4 separate regions of the Homo sapiens genome follow, and all the other regions are linked to region 3. A link is a contact called in ENCODE Hi-C or POLR2A ChIA-PET data. All regions are on one chromosome and are shown on one strand. Each heading gives the region's core, a stretch centred on a gene start or an enhancer-like site at or near the end of the contact. The rest is flanking DNA. Distances are from core to core; before and after follow the strand shown.

What was found. Hi-C counts contacts between places; a loop is a spot of excess contacts on that map. ChIA-PET counts read pairs that join two places held with the same protein, here RNA polymerase II (POLR2A). Pooled maps may share reads with other maps.
Region 1: a pooled map shows a loop between it and region 3 (3-fold over the local background). The contact joins two enhancer-like sites. A Hi-C loop is called at or near these places in 1 of 168 maps with a recorded cell type or tissue (heart left ventricle), 3 of 37 single-sample maps with no recorded cell type and 2 of 50 pooled maps. POLR2A ChIA-PET finds 5 or more read pairs at or near these places in 1 of 52 experiments (MCF 10A).
Region 2: a loop to region 3 is called in a map of gastrocnemius medialis, with 2.0 times the contacts of the local background. The contact joins two enhancer-like sites. A Hi-C loop is called at or near these places in 2 of 168 maps with a recorded cell type or tissue (A673 and gastrocnemius medialis) and 4 of 50 pooled maps. POLR2A ChIA-PET finds 5 or more read pairs at or near these places in 3 of 52 experiments (AG04450, MCF 10A and WTC11).
Region 4: POLR2A ChIA-PET joins it to region 3 with 10 read pairs in PC-9. The contact joins two enhancer-like sites. A Hi-C loop is called at or near these places in 2 of 168 maps with a recorded cell type or tissue (DLD1 and endothelial cell of hepatic sinusoid). POLR2A ChIA-PET finds 5 or more read pairs at or near these places in 3 of 52 experiments (BJ, MCF 10A and PC-9).

The regions. Positions count from the first base shown.
Region 1 is chr6:134,624,826-134,627,544 of GRCh38, reverse strand. No RefSeq gene overlaps it. Among named protein-coding and RNA genes, the nearest start is that of LINC03002, 86 kb to the right of the region's middle. Within about 2 kb of position 1,349, at least 2 of the 41 ENCODE cell types and tissues checked have a DNase peak (open chromatin) inside an H3K27ac peak, as active enhancers do.
Region 2 is chr6:134,688,398-134,691,103 of GRCh38, reverse strand. All of the region lies in intron 4 of LOC101928277 (a long non-coding RNA gene), which reads left to right. Among named protein-coding and RNA genes, the nearest start is that of LINC03002, 150 kb to the right of the region's middle. Within about 2 kb of position 1,288, at least 8 of the 41 ENCODE cell types and tissues checked have a DNase peak (open chromatin) inside an H3K27ac peak, as active enhancers do.
Region 3 is chr6:134,821,713-134,824,412 of GRCh38, reverse strand. The region is part of intron 2 of LOC101928277 (a long non-coding RNA gene); the gene reads left to right. Among named protein-coding and RNA genes, the nearest start is that of ALDH8A1, 130 kb to the left of the region's middle. Within about 2 kb of position 1,337, at least 5 of the 41 ENCODE cell types and tissues checked have a DNase peak (open chromatin) inside an H3K27ac peak, as active enhancers do.
Region 4 is chr6:134,588,290-134,591,053 of GRCh38, reverse strand. No RefSeq gene overlaps it. Among named protein-coding and RNA genes, the nearest start is that of LINC03002, 50 kb to the right of the region's middle. Within about 2 kb of position 1,398, at least 4 of the 41 ENCODE cell types and tissues checked have a DNase peak (open chromatin) inside an H3K27ac peak, as active enhancers do.

The DNA of each region.
Region 1 (2,719 bases), core at 100-2,599, 200 kb after region 3:
CGTGTTGCTTCTTGAGACACATCCTCACCAAGAATTGCCAGGCTTTGATAGCACAACAGATTCTCCCCTTCTCAAACCAACTTTGAAGAAGGAGCAGAGCCTGAAGACGGGCAAGTTTTGCTTTTCATTCCATACAGGTGCCTCTTTAGGTATTCTTGAGATATAATGTGCAGAAAACTGAGAAACTGTAGGGAAATTAAAAGTAGCACAAACATAATAGTCACATACGTGCTCCTCATCAGCACAGATGGAGAACACATTTGTCCAGTGTGGCACAGTTAATGGCAGCAAGGACAATGGGGAAAAATGCTCTGTTTTTAAACTCTGATGCTCTAAAATTCACCCCTAGTTTGACAGGAATGTTGGGAATGGTGATGTGGCCTCGTAGGTTGAATAACAGCAAAAACATATGGGCATTCAGAAGAGTATTTCTTTAGCCATTTTCTTTAAAATTCTGGGCAAATTGCTCATTTTTATATATTTTTAAATAGTTTGGCGAAGCATCACAAAAATGATTTTTAAGTTAAATATTTAAGATTGTTCATAAATTCTTTGTAACTGTTTGTTCTCAGTTGCCTGTCCCCAGCAAGAGATACTTCAGATACAGTATTTCTTAAGGAAGCCAGGATGGACTAGAGTTTTTCAAGTTTCCCCAAGATAATAGTGTTCACTTTGCTAGGTATTTTCATTTTCATACAACCCCCCTTTGTGGTTGGTAATATGATTGCACCCAATTTTCAGATGAGGAAACTGAGACCCAAGGGAGGCTAAATAGCTTGTCCACTAACATGCTTTGAAAAAACATAGTGGAATCAGGATTTAGACCCTGGTAGTTTGGTGCTAGCATCCAGGTACAGTACTTGAATGCCAGAGAGAGCCAGGCACGTGGTTGGGAAGTTAATTGTCAGTGAATACAACTCTGTGTTCAAGGTCACAGAAAGGTCTCCCGCCATGGCTTTATAAGATCACCATTAACCTCAGGAATGGGCTGGTAGCATTACAGACCAAAGAAAGAAAAGCAAACTGCTTAGGATTTAGGCCTGAGGTTCTGTGAAACACCTAAAGACCCATGGGAATGGAGAGCCCTCCTGGGGCATTTCCTGCAGAGGGACAGACAGGAGAGAACATGAAAAAAAAAAAATAATCTCCGGGTGGAAAATTAATTCAGACTTCATGAAAGGTTCACATTGTTGGAAGTGATGACTCTTGCTTGCTGTTCTCTTTTGAGTCCATGCCTAGGATTTTAAGTGATTCTTGACTTTGGCTTCTGGCACACACACAGCAAAGCAGCAAATGCTCTTTACCCCCAGGATGGATCTTTCCCACACGTTGTGCTGCCATATGTGGGCACACCCACCTGAAGCTCTGGTGGTTTTCCCTGGAAAAACACAGAGGGTTTCAAACTTCTGTGGCCTTACTTGGCCCATCCCCTGGGTAGGGCTGTGAGCTTCTCAAGACAAAATAACTTCTATCTTTAGGAAGCTCATCTAAAAGAGGCAAAGCTGCTTTATTTATAGGCTGATCATTAGGGCCATAATTGGATCAGGACTGTCTGCCAGTCACCCTCAGATATTTGCAGCATGTTTTTCTCCAAGTGTGCCTCTTTTCATTATCCAGATCAGAGGCATAATAAGAGAAGGAAGTTAAGTTGTGGAGTTAAGTTTTTAATTTCCCTACAGTTTCTCGGTTTTCTGCACATTATACCTAGAGGTGACTTGCCATAGGTGTATTTTAGCACTGGGTAGGACACACAGTGTTTGCAAAAACAAAAAGAAAGAAAAGAACAGCATTTTGTGCTGGAAATAAGGTACAATCATTCTTTCCTATCTTGCTATTGCTTCTGAGTATATTCAGGTAAATTTAAGGAATCTCAGGATTATCTGTTGTGGTTGTTTTATTTCATTCTGTTTTAATTTGGGGTTTCTTCATTTCAGTTTGTGGTTATTTTTGTTTATTGTTTATTTCATATGTATGTTTTTACTTGGAGGAACCACTGTGGACCCGGATACTTTAGAATAAGTGGTGTGTGTTGGAAGAAAGTAAAACTGAGAAACGATGACCTAGGTTCTGTCCTAGCCCCAGCTGTCAAGCAGCATGATCTCGGGCGAGTCACGTAACTTTTCCATTTATAAAAGGTTTGGCGCCATATCAGCGATTCCCCTGCATGGCTGCCCATCACAATCACCTAAGGAGTGTTTTAGAATAGAGTGTCTGCCACAAAGGAGCATGGGGGAACATTTCCAGATGATGAAACTGTTCTGCATCTTGTTATAGTGGTGGTTACATGACTTGTACGTGATGTCAAAATCTGACAACTGTACACTAAAGAGAGTGAACTTTACTGTAGGCATATTATCTTAATTTTAAATTAAAAAAATTTAAATCTCTTGAATATTGATATAGTGAAAAAATTGCCCAGGCCACCCCAAACCAACTGCCTACTGAACGCTATCTGTCCTTTCGACCATCTCCATAGTTGTGAACGTAATAGAAACTGACTCAGACATTCTAAGTTGCCACGATCCTAGGTTCAGCTGCTGTTTGTCTGTTGTGGCCATGAAGTCAAGAGTAACCGAGGTGCAGGACAGCACTGTGGGCACCTGCGGTTAGAGCATGTCTGGACAGGCTACTTAAATCACAGGGAAATTGGAGGGGGAAATGTGGCTGAGCTCTGGGTTAAATACTCAAGTGAAGCATCCATTATGGTCAGTGAGCAGAA
Region 2 (2,706 bases), core at 39-2,538, 130 kb after region 3:
ACAGAGTCTTATTCCGTTGGCCAGGCTGGAGTGCAGTGGTGCAATCTTGGCTCACTGCAACCTCTGCCTCCCGGGTTCAAGTGATTCTTGTGCCTCAGCCTCCCACGTAGCTGAGATTACAAGCATGCGCCAACACACCCAGCTGATTTTTGTATTTTTAGTAGAGACAGGGTTTCACCATGTTGTCCAGGCTGATCTTGAACTCCTAACCTCAGGTGATCCGCCCACCTTGGCCTCCCAAAGTTCTGGGATTACAGGCGTGAGCCACCACGCCCAGCCAAGAGGGTCTGATTAATTGGTCTGGGGTGGAGCCTGGACATCTGCACAGATTTTGTAAAAGTGATCCAGCTGATTCTAATAGAGGTAAGAATTCCAATGGCTGAGAAGCCCATGCCAAAGTATTAAGAAGAGCACAAGCTTAACAGCAGACAACTGAACAGGGCTGCGGAGGCAGCAGAGTTGAGGACACCTGCAGCAACCACCACTGTAACCACAGTAGCAGCAGCCACAATGACAGAGGGGTCAACCTGGGATAAGAGAATGCCTGGAGAGGAAGACATCTTGCTCATATGCTCAGCTTTTCCCAGCACTGGCCAGATACACAATCATTCTTTAGTCGGTCAGCACTCATTCGTTCACTGAGTGCCATGTTCCTAGTACAGGGACGGGGCAGACAGAGGTAGACAAGACCCAGTCTCTGTATTTGAAGAGGGGAGACTAACATTACAGGTGCACAATAGAAGTGTGCACAGAACACAAAAGAGACACAAATGAGGGAGTGCACATTCCATCCGGGAAGGCTGTGGGACAGGAAAGACAAAATATTACCATTTAGTCCACCAGGTGGCTGGGGGATGGAGACAGGTGGAGAGGTGTTAAGGGGATGGTGATGGTGGCCATGGGAGTGGCCATTGATTGAATCAGAGATGCAGGATGGGGTTGGTTGGGATTAAACATTTCCTGGAAGAATCCACTCAGGGTATGCAGTATGGTAGAACAATTTCACTATGTACCCATTAAGTATATATGGGTGGCAGTCGAGTGGGTGGGAAGGAAGGGACTGTGGAGGCAGCAACAAGAAAGGCTTTGCAAGGAACCCATTCTTAGCTATCTTCCTCCCACTTGCAGCATCTCTCAGGGATCTGTGGTTCCTGGGTTCCTGGTCTTCTTAATCCTCAGTCGCCACAGGACTGTGTGCTGGCAGGCAGAGGGCTGGAGCCTGGCAGAGGTACCTCCGGCCCCAGGGCAGTGCATGCAGCCAGCTCTGACCTGGCTCCTGCTATCGGGATCTGTCATTAGTAAAACCCCAGCTCCTTTGCCAAGTGCCAGCGCTCCCCACCACCCTGCCATGGCTAGGCATTCTTAGTACAGTGTAACAGTATCCACACTTTTAAGAACATCCTGGGCATTTGAAACCTTGTCAAGTGTAAAGAAAACTATGGCTTGAATCTCTGAGCCTTGTTTCCTCTCCAGGGGAAGTAATAGGCAAGGTTGTATCCTTTGGATATCATTTCAAAAAAATCTTTCAATTTCCCAGGAGAAGAGACTGCAAGAGAAAAAAAAAAACTCAGGAGAGTGTATAGAATACCTTTCATTTAGCAAGATAAAAGCTAGTCTGCTAAATTAAAAATAGCGCATTCTAAGAACTGGAAGGGACAATGCTGGGCTTGTTCAGTGGCTGTGAAAGGACACTTTATCTCAGTCATGCTTGTCTCGTGGGGCAACTGGCAATGATTGGGAATTAGCAAAGCCTGGGAAGCCTGAGACAGGCACCTCTTCCTGGGCAACTGATTCATCATATAGAGTGCAGTCTCCGCTTCTCTGCTTGTAAAACTTATAAGGTACTTGCTCGGGAATAAACTAATAAAATCATTTATAGCCTCACAGAATATAGAATTTGAAATGGCAAATATTTTTATCAGGTTGCTCCTGATACCTTAGCTTTTAGGAATTTATTGTCCCCTTTGAAAACCAGAAATAGGTGAAGAAAAGATGTGATTCTAATATTACTTGTCTTCACCAGCAACTTTCATTTCTCTCTGGGGAGATGGGCAGGTTTCATTGTGTTTTTGATGCCTGATTACCCTCTCTGAGGGGAACATTCAAATTCTTAGACGAAATTCATTAAATTGTTGGAAATTCCTAACGAACCCATCACTCAGTAACCTTAACTGGGTGGGTTCTTAATTTCCTGGTACCACCACACCCTGAATAGCATTCTAATGAGGAAATAGATGTAGCAATTCTTTCATTTGTATGACTTTTTAAAGCGTATGTTTTTATTTCCCTTGCAAAAGAAAGTATTTTAATACAATGGAAAGAATTTGTAACAACGTTAAGAGAGACAAGCTTCATACATAATATAGATCTCCATTGTTCCTGTAGAGGAGAGAGGGGTAGCTGAGTAGGGATGCTTTCCAATGATGACCTGGTTTGATTTACAATATGACAGAATCAATGGCAGTTCAAAAAGTGGTTTCCAGCACTTTGGATTCTGGTAATTTGGGGATTGTTGTATTTGCTATCTAAGGAAGGTAAAGTTGAAGAATATAATTTCTTCTAAACTAAGTGTACTCATGCTGAAAATGAGTTGGTATGTTACAATATTGTTTATAATAGGAAAGATTAGAAACAATTTAAATATTTGAAATAGTTAAATAGACAATGATATATTCAGTCAAATGTTATGCAGTATATAACAATCGA
Region 3 (2,700 bases), core at 88-2,587:
TTTATGTAGAAAGTAGCTTCAAAACAGCTGGGATGAATAAAGTACTTTATTACCTGGAGACTTCAAACACAGTTTTTTTGCTGTGGCCCATAATTTGATAGTGTCTAATTGCATCTAAAATCCAAGTTTTCGGCCAGGCGTGGTGGCTCACACCTGTAATCCCAGCAATTTGGGAGGCCAAGGTGGGCGGATCATGAGGTCAGGAGTTTGAGACCAGTCTGACCAACATGGTGAAACTCCATCTCTACTAAAAATACAAAAATTAGCTGGGCGTGGTAGTGTGTGCCTGTAATCCCAGCTACTCAGGAGGCTGAGGCAGGAAAATCGCTTGAAACTGGGAGGCAGAGGTGGCAGTGAGCTGAGATCGCACCATTGCACTCCTGCCTGGGTGACAGAGTGGGACTCCGTCTCAAAAAAAAAAAAAAAAGTTTTCTGCGATGGCATCTAAGCATCTTTCTGTTCCAGTCCTGAACTGCCTTCCACATCACTTCCCACCCATCTTCTTGGGCCCTGATCCTTTATCACATGCTGTACTCTCAGGACTCCTGACCTTTGCTTCTGCTGTTCCCCCTGCCTAGCATACCACACCCATTTCTTTAGAAATCAAAGGCCCATCTATCTCCTTCAAAACTCAGATCTAGTGTTTCCTCTTGCATGCAGCTTTTTCTAACCTCAGCAGAATGAATTTCCCCCTTCCCTTTGTGCTTTCTCATAATGGAACATTTATCATATGGGATAATTACTTGTTACATGTTTTGTTTTCTATTTAATACCTCCTAAGTTTTGACTGAAGCTTGTCCACATGCTTGGTCACAGAACTGTCCTGGGAAATTCCCTGATGAATTATTTCAAAAGCAACCAAAGTGTCCTAACTTGATGGTAGCAGGGGAAAAACAAGGATCATCTCAGTGTGGCTGAATGAAAAGCAGTATCTATCTGGATCTTCATAAATGATGGAATTGATTTGCCACACCATTTGGTAAAGGCCTGAAGCCGTGGTTAACAGGGTTATTTTGATGAAAACTTGAAACAAAAAACACTCAAAGGACAACAGCCCCGGTGGCCCTTGAGGCAAATGATTGATTCCTGGGGCTATGTTGGAAAGTTTGGCAGAGAAGAGACTGAAATATGCTGTGGGGTGAGGAGGTTGTAGGAGGGGGCCCCACTGGGAGATTCTTGGGCTTTGGAAACATGGGGGAGAGAAAATGGTCCAGAAATGTTGTCTTGGGAAATTAGGGACAGCAGAGCTAGGGATAACAGCATGTCTAGAATACGCTGATAAATTTCCACTAGATGACGCTGTTTCCTCATTTGGCGAATGAGATTTATTACCCTACCCCTACCGGCCAACCTAAGCCCCGGACCACGGACCACGGACCACAGAGGCGTGAGAGCCTGGAGGCCTGGGCTCTAGTTCCAAATCTGCCCCTCCCTGGAATGAGGCCTGGAAGGAACAGACCTCCAAGATTCCCTGAGATTCCTCATTTGTAAAACAAAGAAATCCTCAACCAGGTGCTTTCTAAAACTTCTCCAATTACTTTTTAAAATACGTTTTATTTTTCCATTTTAATGAAAACTGTGGGGATATGTATTGCCTTTTATGTAAATATATACTTGTCATACAGAAATATCAATTTTTATTTAACCAAATCTCATTTAGATAATTAGACTCTGTAAAGCATACGGGGCAAGAATCAAATGAATAACAGTATACTTGTACACATTGGTATGCCTCCTGGGCCTAAACATTTCCCATTTATGTATGCAGTGAATTGTAGAGCTGGAAAGAATCTTAGAGGTTATACAAATAGTTCAGTCTTTTACGTATCTAATATCTAAACATAAGCTTCTCCAGGGGAAAAATTCTATTATTTTTTTTTCCATGATGAATTTTTTTTAGGGTCTGTAGTTGTAGAACTATGTCCTTGTGCTTGAGGCCAGCTCTATACTGAGTTCTCTCATGCAGGTTATCATTTGACGCACGACTTCCGAAGCTCGCTTAAGTCATAACTGAATCATTGAATGACATCAAACACCTAGCTGTTGTGTTTGAGCTCCTTTTTTTTTTTTTTTTTTTTGCCTACTCTTGTGATATGGGTCTGTCCAGCAGTGCTTCTCTCTGTTTGCTTCAGATGTTTTCAGTTATATGGAAATTAAACTCCAAGGGAAGAATATGGGGTGGATCAAATTCTGTAACTGTGTCAATCCCTGCCCCCTCCCCAGAGGACACATCCAGATCCATGTCTCTGCCTCGTGTTTACCATCAGTGGAGCCCAGATTGTTTCAACACATAGAAAGACCCACTGCTTTTCCTGGCAAGTCCTGAAGGTCATTTGTTTGCTGCTTTTTACGGTAATTGCAACAACCATTTATCCCCTTGTAAACAAATAGTGTGCTTCTAACCTATGTACCACAGTTAAAACGTTATCCCAGTAGGACAAGAGAGTTGCTGACAAAGAGAACTGGCAACATAGGGGGGAGAAAGAAGCAAGGCGTAGTCTGTCTCTTACAAATGTGGGTCATATATATTTCTGTCTGAAGGAGATGATGGACTTCAATTTTGTTCTTCCAATTCCTTTCTATACCCCAGTGAGAACAGTTTTTAGTACATATTTAAGTTCTTTTGCTTTAAGAAGAAAGATAAGAATGATAATAATCTCTGAATGTACCAATCCGCTGTTAAACCCCCTCCACCACCCA
Region 4 (2,764 bases), core at 149-2,648, 230 kb after region 3:
CTCCTGACCTCAAGTGATCAGCCTGCTTCAGCCTCCTAAACTGTTGGGATTACAGGCATGAGCCATCGTGCCCAGCCTGCCCCTCAAATTTTGATGTCTCCCCTGTATCTGACTCATTGAGATTGCTTGATAAAAATGTGTTGAATGAAAAGCTGAATATTTTAATAAAGAGCCAAGAGCATATTAAAAATAAAGTTTCCTAGAGATACTGGCCACTTTCGGCCCGGCCACAGGCCTTTCTGGGGAGTGTGCTCCATCTGTAGTCTTTGCTCTGTAAACTCATGAGCTGCACCCCACACACGCACAGAGATTTCAGAAGCCTGACCTCAAGACAGCCAGCACATAGGTTTGCCATCACATACTCAGGAGCTGGCACACAAAGATGAGCTGGGCCAACCAGAGTCTTTCCTTTGGCAATTTGGACTCAACAACAAGGAATGAATTGCCAGGAAGTAATTTTATTGGAGCTGTCAAATTGCCACAGGCTCACGTAAGCCAAAGCCACGTGCAAGATGAAGTTATGACGTGGCATAGAAAAGAGAGAAAAAGCTGGTCAGAAAAGAATGTCTTTCACAAAGAAGGGAACAACAAACACCGGGGCCTACTTGAGGGTGGAGGGTGGGAGGAAGGCGAGGATCAAAAACTACCTGCCGGGTACTAAGCTTATTACCTGGGTGACGAAATAATCTGTACACCAAACCCCCGAGACACACAGTTTGTCTACGTAACAAACCTGCACCTAAAATAAAAGGTTAAAAAAAAAAAAGAAGAAGAAAGTGATGTCACCGAGAGATACTGAGTCAGAGAGGTCATGAGACAGGGGACATGAAAGAGATCAAAGGAGAGAGACCAGGGCCTAAAACTGGGGAACATCTAGGGCCTTATGACCTTCTGATCCATTCTGGTCTGTGTGGATATTTTCAGGTAACACCCAAGCCCTGCCCTGAAGTAAAGTGGGTCTCTGTTCCTTAGAGGTCAAAGAGCATTATTTAAAACAGTTAAGTTCCCTAGGAACCCAGCCCCCAAACAGCCTACTAAATTTTTCAGAGCTGAATAATTTCCCTTGCAAAAGGGGAAGATTTTAAATATCTTAGAACTGTGGATCCTACAGTCAAAATTCCCAGTTTACCGGTTGTCAAAAGGTTTGTTTAGATATAGTGCAGGAAAGAGGGAGAAGATGGGAACCAAGTGGCCTTCCCACGGCTTCCCATGGCTTCCCACAGTTAACTTGGAGCTCTTTTCCCAAGTCACACCCATGCTATTTTCCTGCCTCCTGGATGAAGCCTGTTGCAAAAGCTCTGAATTCCAACCTTGCAAATGCACCCGATGATGCATATAGCTGCTTGCTCCCGGAGGCTACTGGGCTGCTTCCCTTAGTCATAACGTAGGCATGGATCTTTCCCATCAGTGATGACGTTTTTACAAGATCAGTTATGTTATGAGTTTGTTGAGTAATAACACTGAATTTGTTATTTTATAAATGTGCAAAAACATGACCAAAGAGTGTCTTAAAACATGCCACAAGTAGAATGTTATGCATAGTAACAGATTTAAAGACATTAGTATAAAACTCAGTAGCTATTCAGACCAACAAAATCTGAAAAAATAAATATTTGAATATTTATGCTTCTCTTGAACATAGTCTCTGCTTCTTTTGCATAGTAACTTATTTGTTCCTTTTAAAGTATATTTGTTGATAGTTTCTTGGATTTCGACTTTCTGATTTGGGGAAAAATTTTTAGTCAATTTATGTAAAAGTATAATTGTGGAGTCTTCAATGGATTCTTAAAAAACTATTCTTTTTTTTGTAATAGAAAATGTTTGGCCCTTTTTGTGCTTCATGGATTTGTTGAGTATAAAATTTGAGAAGATTTTATTAGGTTATACTTTTGCCTGAAAAGTAGAATTACCTAATTAAGTTATATAATTATATTATAGAACTGAATTAGAATTGTTTTTAAGCTAAGTAACACATCAGGAGAGTGGCTAAGTTTTGTTGATTGTGAAATCAATTTTTATTCAGTTTTACTTTTTAAGTAAAGCCTGATGAAGGACAAGACCAAGATGTCAAACAGATAGAGTGAGAAACTTGGCAAAGCTAGATTCTTGAATTGAATTTTGTCTCATGTTTGAAGTTGAGGTTTCCCCAAGACTGGCTACAAACTTTATATTTTAGCCACTAAAATCTGAAAGAGTCTTGCTGTATCTGAAAGGACAGAACATTTATGTATTTCACCAGGATAACTCCTGGGGTGCCTGCAGTGTTGAGTAAGCTTTCACTCAACATTGCCTGTGGATTTGAAAATGTAGCAGGGTAGGGTGGTGCAAAGAAAGGTAGAGCTGGGTGTGTGGACTTTGCCAACCATCAAAGCCAACAGCCCTTGTGTGTTCAATGCTTTATGTATTCAATGGTTCACTTATAGAGGGACTGTGAAAATTTAACCTGAATTATTCCTGTGACCTAATAACAGGATCTCCAAACAGCCCAAACTCCTTTGGTTTAGAGAATGCCTTTGTCTATATTTGCTTTATTACGTGAAGATAGACAGACGCTTTATATACAGGGGGCATGCATAAGCCTACCTATTTGAATTGGTGTGTGTTACATCTATGGGGGACTGAAGCACCAAATGAATAGACCTAGACCCTATAATTTCTTTCTTACACATATGTAATCATATTACCAAAACAAAGCAATCCTCAGCTGCTATATACATATGTGTTTGTTTGTGTTTCCAGGCATTATAGATTATGTTCATTTCAT